Regions from separate parts of the Homo sapiens genome. Here regions 2, 3 and 4 are each linked to region 1. Evidence: chromatin contacts called from ENCODE Hi-C or POLR2A ChIA-PET data. All regions are on one chromosome and are shown on one strand. Each heading gives the region's core, a stretch centred on a gene start or an enhancer-like site at or near the end of the contact. The rest is flanking DNA. Distances are from core to core; before and after follow the strand shown.

Region 1 (2,905 bases), core at 405-2,904:
TTTTTTTTGACGGAGTCTCATTTTTTGGACGGCGTCTCACTCTGTCGCCCGGGCTGGAGGGCAGTGGCACGATCTCGGCTCACTGCAACCTCTGCCTCCCGGGTTCTAGAGATTCTCATACCTCAGCCTCTCGAGTAGCTGGGACTATAGGATTACAGGTGCGCACCACCACATCTAATTTTTGTATTTTTAGTAGAGATGGGGTTTTGCCATGCTGGCCAGGATGGTCTTGAATTCCTGACCTCAGGTGATCTGCCTGCCTCGGCCTCCCAAAGTACTGAGATTACAGGTGTGAGTTGCCGCGCCCAGGCTCAATTTTTTTTTTTTTCCAGACAGTCTTGCTCTATCGCCCAGGCTGGAGTGCCTGGAGTGCAGTGGTGCCAACTCGGCTCACTGCAAGCTCCGCCTTCTGGGTTCAAGTGATTATCCTGCCTCAGCCTCCCGAGCAGCTGGGATTACAGGCGTGAACCACCATGCCCGGCTAATTTTTTGTATTTTTAGGAGAGACAGGGTTTCACCTTGCTGGCCAGGCTGGTCTTGAACTTCTGACCTCCTGATCCGCTCGCCTCAGCCTCCCAAAGTGCTGGGATTACAGGAGTGAACCACCGCGCCTGGCCCTCAATTTCTAATTCAGTATTTTCCTCACTACCTATGCTATTATGGAATCTTGTGAGCTATGGTCAAGACATTCAAGTTCTGGTTCTGAGTAATCTGAGTCTGAGTAAAGCGACTGTAATATCTATTTCACAGAACTGAAAAATAAGAAAGATGATGAATCAAAGCATCTAGTGCCTAGCAGGGAGTATTTTGCTCAACAGGTATTTGCTTCCTTCCTAAGGCTGTAGGGAAGATGATGAGATAATGTCTTTTATGAAAGAGGGCTGTAAACGTAAAGATCTGTACAAATGTTAACTTCATTGTCACCGGTCAGCCAATGCTTCTAAAATCCAGAACATAACAACTCTAGAGAAGTAAACTGCCCCCATTGTTCTGAGACACTGGAATTCAATTCAGTAAACAATCACGGCCCCCTTCCCCCAAAATGATAAAGACAATCACTGCCATTTATTGAGCTTCCAATTACGGGCCCTCTGTTTGGCACTGAGAATACAAAGATGAATAGACATCATCCCAGAGCTAGATGCGCGTCAGACGGTGGTCACTAGGAGGCGTGGCCGAAAACAAAGAAGTCCATGGAACGTGGCCAGAGATCTGTACAGAGGCTGTGGGCGCTCCTAGGAAAGTCTGGCCAAGTGCCTGAGAGTTGGAAGTGCTTCACCAATAAACATTTGCCCAGGGCATTGTAGGATGGGCACGGGTTCGGCAGAAGAACTTTCCAAATAAAGATAACACACCACCGATAACAGAGATATACAAACTGGAAGGTATTCAAAATTCGCCCCACGCCTCTCGCCCTTAGAAATCGCGAGCTGAGAAACCTAAGGAGTTCATGGCAAGGGGCTTCCCCCTTCCCCACCCTTCAGCCCAAGCCGGAGGTTCCAGGAGCGTCTAGCCCTCTGGATCTCCGGCGTCTGAGGAGATAAGCGCGGTGTGGGTCAGACCCCGAGGGGTCCTCGCATCTCCGTCTGGAACTCCCCTCAACGCTCTCACCATTTTGCCCCGCGAAGGCTAATCCGCCGCTCCGCCACCGGAAGAACACGTCGGCAGGAGCAGGCGCCTAGCACAACCGGAAAAGGAAGTGCCTCCGGCGCAAGTGGCATTGAGGGACTTGTAGTCCTGCGATTTCGGGTGTAGAGGGAGCAGGGGCCTGCGGGGACCTGGTGTGGGTGGAGTGGGGACAAGCGGTGGAGAAGGGTACGCCAGGGTCGCTGAGAGACTCTGTTCTCCCTGGAGGGACTGGTTGCCATGAGAGCAGCCGTCTGAGGGGACGCAGCCTGCACTACGCGCCCCAAGAGGCTGTGCGTGGCGAGCAGGTCACGTGACGGGAGCGCGGGCTTTGGAAGGCGGCTGAACGTCAGGCCACCCGCCGCTAAGCTGAGAAGGGAGAGCGAGCTTAGGACCGCCTGCCCGGGGCAACCCCGAACCAAGCTTTAGCCGCCGAGGCCGCGTGTCCCAAAGGCCAGGTGAGACCCCATGGGAAGCGCCTCCGGGAGCGACGGGGTCCGCTTGGCGCTGGGGGCCGTGGGGAGCCGGGGTCTGGAGTGCGCGGGATTCGCAGTCAAGAGGTCCCGCCACTTTTCCCCCTGTGAGCCTTGGGCCAGTCGCGTAAGCTCCGAGCCTCTCTTTCCTCCATTGTAGAAAAGCGGTAATAAGTTCCACCTTATGGGGTCGTGTTGTATTTTTCCTAAGACCTTGGACGAGAAACATTTCTGACACTTGAGTTGTTTAGGCCCCTTTCCTGCCTACCTGTCTGTGGGACGCCGTGAGGGGATCAAGGGCTACATGGTCTGGTCCTCAGTCCACACTCCAGCAGCGCGGCCGGCTTGAGGCAAGAGCCGAAGGGTTGAACAGGCCTGGAGAGGGGACATTAGAGGTTTCTGTCTGTTGTCTCAGTTAACCCTGGCAGCAGCCCTGAGAGACAGGCATGGTAATCGTTCTTCTTCTGTAGACGAGAAAATAAACCTCAGTGGCTTGGTAATGTCACACGGATGGTAAATGCCGCGCCTAGATTCAAGGCCAGAGCTTTTGCCGCTGCAGTTCACAGGGGAATTATTCATATTAATCAAATGAATAATTCATTGTCAATTAATTATTAATTGATTAATAATCCAGGGATGGACCTGGAAGGACGCGTGAGAGGATGGCGAGAGGAGGGCACAGCTAAGGAAAAGTGGGAAAAGGCGGGCCTTATTCCAGCTTTCTGTTGAGATCCCAGAATGTAGGGTTAGGTTGGGAACCAGAACATGAAAGATCGTGATGCCATGCTGAAGTGTTTGGACTGAAT
Region 2 (3,165 bases), core at 626-3,125, 250 kb after region 1:
AATGTAAACATTGTTCTTAGCTTGCAGGCTGTACAAAAACAGGTTGTTGGGGTTGGCTTTGGCCCACGGGCTGCAGTTTGCTGACCTCTGCTTTCTGCTATTCGGTGCATGCGAGAAACATTTCTCCAGGAGTGCAACGGTTTGCACGTCTTTTGCCTCACTGGATGGTGCCCATCTTAAATTCAGCATATGGAAAATGGAAATTTCATCTTCTCAAGCAAATGAATCTGTGGGTACCAGCTTCCTGGGGAAAATGACATTCCGGTGGTTGCTATGGGATCTGAGCCCTCTGCAATGTCTTCCCCCTTCATTCCAGATGGTAGTGAATGGCACTGCTGTCCAGCAGGTGCCCATCAGAGTGGGTCAGGGAGGGTGGTACCAGACAGGTCAGAGGTGGGTCACAATGGGCATTGAGGCTAGGTGGGGAGCTTGGATTTTATTCCACTTGTAATAGAAAACCAGTTTAGGAGGTGGAGCAGGATGGTGACAAATGAGCTATGTTTTAAAAGGATCACTTTGGGCCGGGTGTGGTGGCTCACTCCTGTAATCCCAGCAGTTTGCTAGGCTGAGGTAGGTGGATCATCTGAGGTCAGGAGTTCGAGAATAGGCTGGCCAACATGGCGAAACCCCGTCTCTACTAAAAATACAAATACAAATAATAATAATAATAATAATAATAATAAATAAATAAAATTAGCTGGGCATGGTGGCAGGCACCTGTAATCCCAGCTACTTGGGAGGCTGAGGCAGGAGAATTGCTTGAACCTGGGAGGAGAAGGTTGCAGTGAGCCGAGATTGTGCCATCGCACTCCAGCCTGGGTGACGGAGCGAGACTCTGTCTCAAAAATAATAATAAAATAAAATAAAACAAAAGGATCACTTTGGCTTCTGATAATGGATCTTAGGGGGACAAGAGGGGAGGTAGAAAGGCAGGCAGAAAGCTCCTGAAGGAGTCTCATGATGGGGACATCCACAGCTACAGCCACCCTGCACCTGAGCAAGTCTCTGAGCCATCCCCGCCCTTATCCCCTTGCACATCCTGCAGTCCTATCCCATTTCTGCAGTCCTCTCTCCCCTTACACAGTGAACATAGTTCAAATATCCTGCCCTGGCTGACCCCACTCCTAAGCCCCCAGACACTTTCTCTGTAGACAATTAGGTGACCCTGCTTCACATGTCTTGAGGATAAAATATGACACATGCCTCAAATCTGGGTTTTTTTTAAAAGGGAAATATCTTTTATTTTATTTTAGACAAGTCTTGCTCTGTTGCCCAGGCTGGAGTACAGTGGTGTGATCTTGGCTCACTGCAACCTCTGCCTCCTGGGTTCAAGAAATTCTTGTGCCTCAGCCTCCCAGGTAGCTGAGATTACAGGCACCCACCACCACGCCTGGCTAATTTTTGTATTTTTAGTAGAGACGGGGTTTCCCCATGTTGGCCAGGCTGGTCTCGAGCTCCTGACCTCAGGTGATCCACCCACCTCAGCCTCCCAAAAGTGCTGGGATTACAGGCGTGAGCCACTGTGCCCAGCCATGACTGTTTTCCCACTGAACTTTAGACAACTGTATCTTTGAGTCTTATCTTTGCAGTTCAGCTGACCACAGGCAATTGAGTGGGCCTTGAAGGAAAGAATGTGGAACTGAATCTGTTATCTGGCAGCCACCTGGGAGACTGGCAGGGCAGAGACGGTTCTGACTGTGGTGATTAGGAAACAGGGCCGCGTGGATGCACCTGCAGACTGGGTCACCAGAAAAGATACAGATCACTGGAGTGTGTGAGACCAAACTGGAATCCATGGGGCACGTGACATCCTCGAAAGAGTAAAGGCAGGTGGGGTGAGTTAGAGTGGTTGCAGTAATAGTGGCACACACGCTGTGCCACGGGGAGTGAGCTGGAGGTGCCCAGGGCTGGGGCCGCCCTATAATGCCAGCTGGAACACACCTTGCTGTTGCTTAACTAAGAGTGAGCCTCTCTTATCGCTCCTCCTGCAACGTTAACTACCATAAACTGTTAGCAGTTGTTACAACCGCCTCTGCCCCAAGATACCTTGGCTCCACTCCCACCTGTTCTCTGAGAAGCTGCAATACAAATTAACTCATCAAAAAAGGTCAAGACATCCAGTTAGTTTGGAATAAAGGGAGAAGAAGAGGAGGGAAGTAGAACTGACTGTTGGAGGAGGGGGCAGAGGAGTGGATTGGAAAAGGATAAATACTGTTTTTTACAATTGTAAACAAGTTATTTATAATATTATAATAAAGGATATGTTTTATTAAAAATACAGCAGATTATTTCAAGGTAGGCTAAACTAGTACTACACACACTGTGTCCCTGGGACAGGACCTGGTCCATGAACTGTTGGTTACCAGTCTGAGAAGAAGTAAGTAGAGAAGTTAAGAGAAATTCTTTAGAAAGTTTTGTAGCAATTGGACAGCACAATTTTCTGTCTGTTGTGAAAGGAAAATAAATCTTGGGACTCCAAAATCACCAAGCTAAAGGGAAAAATCAAGCTGGGAACTGCTTAGGCCAAACCTGCTTCCTGTTCTATTCAAAGTTATCCCCCTGAGGCTCACCTAAGACAAATGCATATCTGATTGCTTCCCCTGCCCTATTTATTTATTTATTTATTTATTTATTTATTTATTTATTTATTTTTGCGATGGAGTTTCACTCTTCTTACCCAGGCTGGAGTGCAATGGCCTGGTCTCGGCTCACCGCAACCTCCACCTCCTGGGTTCAAGCGATTCTCCTGCCTCAGCCTCCCGAGTAGCTGGGATTACAGGCATGCACTGCCACGCCTGGCTAATTTTGTATTTTCAGTTGAGACGGGGTTTCTCCATGTTGGTTAGGCTGGTCTCAAACTCCTGACCCCAGGTGATCCACCCGCCTCGGCCTCCCAAAGGGCTGGGATTACAGGTGTGAGCCACCGCGCCTATCTGCCCTACCATTTATGTAAAAATGAAGATTCACTGAGACAGCCTTCAGTGGAAGGCTGATCAAGGACTCAAAAGAATGCAACCTTCTGTCTCTTATCCACTTCTAACCTGGAAGCCCCCACTTCCAGTTGTCCCGCCTTGCTGGACCGAATCAATGTACATCTTACATGTATTGATTGATGTTTCATGTCTCTCTAAAATGTATGAAAGCAAACTGTACCCCTGATGACCT
Region 3 (3,271 bases), core at 699-3,198, 180 kb after region 1:
TTGCAGTGAGCCGAGATCGCGCCTTTGCACTCCAGCCTGGAAGACAAAACAAAACTCCGTCTCAAAAAAAAAAAAAAAAAAGAAAGAAAGAAAGAATGTTGGCCTGGAAAGTACAGTTTATGTTGGGGGATGCTGGTTAGGGTGGAGAATAGGGGCAAGATCGGGCAGGGTTGTGTTCCATAAAAAGAGGTTAAACTTGATCCTAGAGACAGCATAGAGACACCTCATTAGCTTTGTTTTTAGAAACCTTACACTGGGAATCTCTTAGGATAAGAGTATAGCAAAGTCACCATATATAGGATCCAAAGCTTTCCTTTATAACAGTAACCACCAGTTAGAAAATATGGGGAAAAAAGAATGGAAAAAAAAATGTTTTTCACTTACATTGACAACAAAAGCTTAAAGTACCTTGGAATAAAGTTAACAAGAAATATATAGAAAAAACTATAAATGCTTACTGCTGGACAAAAAATTCAAAAAGCCTAGCATAAATGAAGAGGTACCATATTCCCAAATGGTCGGTCAATCTTCATTCTGTAAAGATGTCAGTTTCCCCAAATAAGCATAAATTCACTGCAATTTCCATAAGAGGCAGTTTTTTGTTTTTGTTTTTCCTCAGCCATTACTGTCTCTGGGACAGTATTTTTTTTTTTTTTGAAACTTCACAAAATGATTCTAAAGTTCATTTGGAGGAGTCAGTGTGTTGATAGATTTGCATTTGGTGCTATAATAAAGGTACAGTAAAGTGCTATAAGCAGTATGGTACTGGCACAGGAAGAGATGACTAGATTAATGCAACAAAATAGTCCTGCCCCCCTATTATGAGAACTTGGTATATGCTAAACTGTTGTGTCACATTAGGGAAGAAAGAATGGGTTTAACAAATTATGTTGAAACAATTGACAGTCATGTGGAGAAAAGTGACTCACTCAGTATTTAAAAATACATTCCAGATAGATTAAAAATCCAAGCCTTAAAAAAAGTATAAAGTTTTGAGAAGAATATATACAAGATTATTTTTATAATTTTGGGGTAGGGAATGTTCTTCTGAGGCTGTCAGAAGCCGTAAAAGTACAGTTGGCAGGTTTGCCTATTTAAAAATGAAAAGCTGTAAGACAAAAGATGTTGTAAACAAGGTTAAAACAGAGATGACAAATTGGGATGATATTTGTAGCTCATGTAAGTGATGAAGATTAGGAACTATAATATATATTTGTATGTTTAATGAAGTACTATGTATGTGTCACACCTTTTTTTTTGAGATGGAGTTTTGCCCTTGTTGCCCAGGCTGGAGTGCAGTGGCTTGATCTCGGCTCACTGCAACCTCCACCTCCCGGGTTCAAGAGATCCTCCTGCCACAGCCTCCCAAGTAGCTGGGACTACAGGTGCCTACCACCACACCTGGCTGATTTTTGTGTTTTTAATAGAGACGGGGTTTCACCATGTTGGCCAGGCTGGTCTCGAACTCCTGACCTCAAGTGATCCACCTGCCTCGGCCTCCCAAAGTGCTGGGATTACAGGCATGACCCACCGCACCTGGCCTTATGAGACCCTTTTGATTGCCTGCGCTGGTGCTGTAGATGGTAAGCTCCTGGAAGGCAGGCATTGTTTCTGTCTTGTCTCTGCACTCCCAGCTTTTTGCAAATTGCTTGTTACTTGGTGCCCAGTATCTGTTGCATGAACAGATGGATTCATGATTGAATGTGGAGGATGGATGAGAGTGAGGCTAGAGGGCTGGGCACCAGTCAGGAGGCAGCAGCCTTAGTTATTAGTGAGCAGAGAAGATAGAACACAGATTTGACAGATCTGGAGAAGATCAAATGAACAGACTGATTGGCGAAAGTCGGGGGCCAGGGGTGGGCAGTGTGTAAGAGATCTCTCAGCTTTATGATTTGGTAGGCCTGGCTGCTGCTGCCATTCCCTGAGCCAAGGAGCACAGGAGGAAATGAAGGTTTCGGGGAAAGCCCTTGGGGAAGGCCTGCTTGGTTTTGGACTAGATGTGCTGAGTTTCCAGGCTTCCGGGATGTCCAGGGGGACAAAGCCAGCATGAAGCTCTCGGACCCACTGGAGGGAAGTCGGTCTGCTGCAGGGAGTAGGTTTCCTGAATCAGTGTTGGCTCCATGCTTGGCTAAACATGCATGTAGCTGCAGTGAACATCGCAGCAAGACTGAGGGACAGCTTGTGCTGTAGAAGGTCATTGGGAGGAGGCTGGCTGGGAACAATGGAAGGGAAATCTATTGGTGGGGGAGTGTGAGTGTGTGTGTGTGTTTATGATTGTTTATATGATTGCTTGTGTCCGTTCCCTACTTTCTGGTAACTTGAGGTGTCAGAACTGCAATGTCTAAGCCTTTAGATTCTTCCGAAGCTGTGGCCTGGTCTTGGGACCTTTGTTGACCAGGGTTCTACCTCCCCCACCCTCCAGCTCAGCTCCTCGTGACTTGGAGGCAGCAGAGAGTTTGGCTGGTCTCCCAGGACAGCCGCCTCCCAGGGCCAGGAGTGGCGGGAGGGACCTCAGATGAGAGAAGAGCCAAGCCGGTGGTTTCTGGAGGTTCAGCACATCCTGGAGCAGGAGGGGGCGGTGGTGGGGGTTGCGGTGGAGAGTTGCTGTCCCACCGTGACTCAGCACTCTGCTAGGCTGGGCTTGGGCTCAAAAAGTGCTTTGTCATGGAGGAGAAGAGCAGTCATAAGACCTGGAGGGCTGTGGCTTCACTGTGGAGGGAGGGAGGGAGGGAGGGAGGGAGGGAGGGAGAGTGTCCCCCTCCCCCCATTTCCTAATGGGACAAAGTCCAGAGGCCGGACTGGGAACAAAGGGGTCTGAGATCACTCAGGGGGGCCTCTGATGGTGTTTTTGCTGGCAAGCCTAGGTGTCACTTTTCCTACCTATCCCTCGCTCAGTGCCTTCCCGCCGCATGGGGAATTCTCAATAGATGTTGGGTCCCTTTCTCTTCTAGGGATTGTTATTGTGTAGTCACAATTTAGGATCCACAGCTAGGAAATCATAGACCCCCCACAAATTTTAAGGCTTTGGAAAGGACGTTAGAGCTTCCAAATCATCATGTTTTACAGATAAGGTGAGACCCAAAAAAGGTTAGGCTTGCCCAAAGCCGTAGAGTCACTGGCTGAAACACAAGCTGAAAACTAGGACAGGGCACATGATGGAACCCCGCATGGCCATTAAATACAGTAAGTGTGTTTAATAAGTGTGTTGCTGGAATGTGTGTGTGCAGGAATGCTATGTGAAAAGGCCAGACCCCAAACCGTTCCACAGGCT
Region 4 (3,234 bases), core at 672-3,171, 230 kb after region 1:
CACACACAGCAACACGGGTGGACCTTACCAACCTAGTGCAGAAGAAGAACGTCTATATATTCTAATTTGCATAAACATACCTGACATAAATATATATTCGAATACATGTATACAAACCTGAACAACAGATGCTGGCAAAGATGCAGAGAAAAAGGAACACTTTTACACTGTTGGTGGGAATGTAAATTAGTTCAACCATTGTGGAAGACAGTGTGGTGATTCCTCAGAGATCTAGAAGCAGAAATACCATTTGATCCAGCAATCCCATTACTGAGTATATACCCAAAGGTATAGAAATCATTCTGTTTTAAATGTACATCCTCACATATGTTCATTGCAGCACTATTCACTATAGCAAAGACATGGAATCAACCTAAATGCTCATCCATGATAGACTGATAAAGAAAATGTGGTATATATACACCGTGGAATACTATGCAGCCATAGAAAGGAATGAGGTCATGTCCTTTGCAGGGACGTGAATGGAGCTGGAAGCCATTATCCTCAGCAAACTAATACAGGAACAGAAAACCAAACGCTGATTGTTCTCACTTATAAGTGGGAGCTGAGTGATGAGAACACATGGACACAAGAGGGGAACAACACACACTGGGGTCTGTAGGAAGGTTAGAGGGGGAAGGAGAACATCAGGAAGAATAGCTAATAGATGCCGGGCTTAATACCTAGGGAATGGGTTGATCTGTGCAGCAAACCACCATGGCACTGCACATGTACCCTGGAACTTAAAAGTTGAGAAAAAAAAAGTGATCTTAGTAAGTGCAAAAGACTGGAATGAGATCTTCCAATCACGTCTGACTCAACCTCTAATTCTTGCTGTGAAAATGTATATGATATATTAAAAAATCAAATAAAAATGGCTTTTAGAATCGTATAAAAAAGAAAATAACCTGAAATTCCAAGAAAACAGGCAAAGATGAACATTAAAAGCATTAGGATGGTTGTTTGTAGGGGAGAAGGGAATAGGAATTGTGATAAAAGAAAATAGCTTAAATAGCTTTTTTTTTAGACAGGGTCTCACTCTGTCGCGAAGGCTGGAGTGCAGTGGTGTGATCTCGGTTCACTGCAACCTCTGCCTCCTGGGTTCAAGTGATTCTCTTGTCTCAGCCTCCTGAGTAGCTGGGATTATGGGCATGTGTCACCACACCTGGCTAATTTTTGTATTTTTATTATTTTTATTTTTATTTTTATTTTTTTTGAGATGGAGTTTCACTCTTGTCACCCAGGCTGGAGTGCAATGGCGCACTCTCGGCTCACACAACAACTGCCTTTCAGGTTCAAGCGATTCTCCTGCCTCAGCCTCCCCAGTAGCTGGGATTATAGGTGCCCATCATCACATCCAGCTAATTTTTTGTAATTTTAATAGAGACGGGATATCACCACGTTGTCCAGGCCGGTCTTGAACTCCTGACCTCAGGTGATCCACCTGCCTCGGCCTCCCAAAGTGCTGGGATTACAGGTGTGAGCCACCAAGCCCGGCCATAATTTTTGTATTTTTAGTAGAGACAGGGTTTTGCCATGTTGGCCAGGCTGGTCTCGAACTCCCGACCTCAGGTGATCCACCCACCTCGGCCTCCCAAAGTGCTGGGATTACAGGCGTGAGCCACCGCGCCTGGCCATAATTTTTGTATTTTTCCATGTTGCCATGGAACATGGCATGTTGTATTTTTAATAGAGACGGGGTATCACCATGTTGGCCAGGCTGGTCTCGAACTCCTGACCTCAGGTGATCCACCCACCTCAGCCTCATAAAGTGCTGGGATTACAGGCGTGAGCCACCATGTCTGGCCAGAAAATAGCTATTTTTAAAAGGAGTGCAAAGTGAGGGTTTCGCACAGAAACTGGTATGTGGTAAGTGCTCCCTAAGTGTCAGCTATTACTAATTAATTAAGAAACAAGTAGTCCAAAGACAGTCAGTGTGTTTCCCCAAGCACACATCTTGGTAAGTTCCATGAAGAGGCATGGTCTGTAACTGTCTTGCCATGATCATTTTTTCAGGAGCCTAGAGCAGTGTTTGGCAGTCGATATGTCTTGAATGATTGAACAAAAGCTAGTTTGTGACAGAGCCACCCAGCGGAATGTTCACCTCGTCCAACTCTTCTACACAATCGAGAGAAACATTCTTTTCTAATTTCCTTCCTTTTTTAGAAAAAATTAATAGACCTTGGTTCTGTCCCCAACGGTCTGAATTAGGGGTTAATTAGGGTTAACCACATTTTGTATTTATATGTCCTTTCCTATGGAGACATCAAAGCCCAGAAATGTCACCTCAATGCCCATACAGCTTTCCCCTCACCTCCAAGAGTGACAGAGTGAAATTTAGAATCCCAGGCCCTTGCAGGTAAGTCTGACAGTTTCAGTGAGCTCTGGACGGGGAGGTGCCCACAGGGTTTGTTGGTCCAGAAAGCAACAGAACTCAGTAGGCTAAAGGGAAGTGAGTCAGTGTCTTAATGCACATGGATTTCAAAACAGTAGGGACTGCAGACTTCATGGTGTGAAGAAACGCATCTGACAGCTTTGTTATTACATCAGGAAAGCTGCAGTCAGCAGACACGTACGGGATGTGGGAGGTTTGTTTTGACCACACCCCTGTCAATAGTTACAAGATAAGCCAAAGCAAGAAGCACAGACACCATGCCTGGCAGAAAAGCGGCCGTTTGCGGAACTATTTTATGTAACACAAAACCACGTTTTCGGTCCGTAAGGCAGGGTCTCCACCTCATTGTGTGTGCACAGATCAAGCAATGACGATGGCTCTTGCCTACAGGAAGCAGCAGAATGTCCATGACCTTCCCCAGTGAGATCATCACTTCTACGGTGCCTGGGACTTCCTTACCTCTTTTTAAAGATCTCCCTCTGTGACAGCCCCCACCTTGCTCACGGAGGACTTAGTCTTCTTATTTGAGTCTTTAGAGCCAGCAGTGGCTAGCATGTTAGACTCACCTGGAGAGCTTTTAAAAAATCCCAGTACTTGGCTGCACTCAGACTGATTAAATTAGAACCTCTGGGCACACACACACAAAAAAATGCTAGACGCGATGTCTCACGCCTGTAATCCCAGCACTTTGGGAGGCCGAGGCAGGTGGATCATTTGAGGTCAGGAGTTCAAGACCAGCCTGGGCAACATGGCAAAAACTCATCTCTACTAAAAATATAAAAATTAATCAGATGTGGTGGTGCATACCTGTAATCCCAACTACTCAGGAGGCTGAGTCA

The links. Hi-C counts contacts between places; a loop is a spot of excess contacts on that map. ChIA-PET counts read pairs that join two places held with the same protein, here RNA polymerase II (POLR2A). Pooled maps may share reads with other maps.
Region 2: a pooled map shows a loop between it and region 1 (3-fold over the local background). The contact joins the enhancer-like site here to the promoter of TMEM258 in region 1. A Hi-C loop is called at or near these places in 5 of 168 maps with a recorded cell type or tissue (CD4-positive, alpha-beta memory T cell, MCF 10A, PC-9 and 2 more) and 8 of 50 pooled maps.
Region 3: a loop to region 1 is called in a map of GM12878, with 4 times the contacts of the local background. The contact joins the enhancer-like site here to the promoter of TMEM258 in region 1. A Hi-C loop is called at or near these places in 15 of 168 maps with a recorded cell type or tissue (B cell, CD4-positive, alpha-beta T cell, CD4-positive, alpha-beta memory T cell and 9 more), 24 of 37 single-sample maps with no recorded cell type and 24 of 50 pooled maps. POLR2A ChIA-PET finds 5 or more read pairs at or near these places in 32 of 52 experiments (AG04449, AG04450, B cell and 26 more).
Region 4: a map of CD8-positive, alpha-beta T cell shows a loop between it and region 1 (19-fold over the local background). The contact joins the enhancer-like site here to the promoter of TMEM258 in region 1. A Hi-C loop is called at or near these places in 3 of 168 maps with a recorded cell type or tissue (CD4-positive, alpha-beta memory T cell, CD8-positive, alpha-beta T cell and naive thymus-derived CD4-positive, alpha-beta T cell), 1 of 37 single-sample maps with no recorded cell type and 11 of 50 pooled maps. POLR2A ChIA-PET finds 5 or more read pairs at or near these places in 4 of 52 experiments (CD4-positive, alpha-beta T cell, CD4-positive, alpha-beta memory T cell, GM10248 and 1 more).

Annotation. Positions count from the first base shown.
Region 1 is chr11:61,790,945-61,793,849 of GRCh38, forward strand. TMEM258 (transmembrane protein 258) reads right to left here and starts at 1,655. Exons shown (of 4, transcript NM_014206.4): 1 at 1,612-1,655. The coding sequence starts at 1,614. It overlaps FEN1 (flap structure-specific endonuclease 1), which reads left to right and starts at 1,967. Exons shown (of 2, transcript NM_004111.6): 1 at 1,967-2,084. It overlaps MIR611 (microRNA 611), which reads right to left and starts at 1,617; the gene lies at 1,551-1,617. RefSeq lists enhancers at 903-1,880, 1,673-1,967, 1,881-2,856.
Region 2 is chr11:62,040,521-62,043,685 of GRCh38, forward strand. No RefSeq gene overlaps it. Among named protein-coding and RNA genes, the nearest start is that of LINC02733, 40 kb to the right of the region's middle. Within about 2 kb of position 1,876, at least 7 of the 41 ENCODE cell types and tissues checked have a DNase peak (open chromatin) inside an H3K27ac peak, as active enhancers do; they include PC-9, where a contact is called at or near this core.
Region 3 is chr11:61,969,428-61,972,698 of GRCh38, forward strand. No RefSeq gene overlaps it. Among named protein-coding and RNA genes, the nearest start is that of FTH1, 3.4 kb to the left of the region's middle. RefSeq lists cis regulatory regions at 2,179-2,938, 2,184-2,695, 2,615-2,625 and enhancers at 2,450-2,744, 2,548-2,692. Within about 2 kb of position 1,949, at least 36 of the 41 ENCODE cell types and tissues checked have a DNase peak (open chromatin) inside an H3K27ac peak, as active enhancers do; they include GM12878, HCT116, IMR-90 and 6 more, where a contact is called at or near this core.
Region 4 is chr11:62,023,135-62,026,368 of GRCh38, forward strand. No RefSeq gene overlaps it. Among named protein-coding and RNA genes, the nearest start is that of FTH1, 57 kb to the left of the region's middle. RefSeq lists an enhancer at 2,454-2,553. Within about 2 kb of position 1,922, at least 29 of the 41 ENCODE cell types and tissues checked have a DNase peak (open chromatin) inside an H3K27ac peak, as active enhancers do; they include CD4-positive, alpha-beta T cell and CD8-positive, alpha-beta T cell, where a contact is called at or near this core.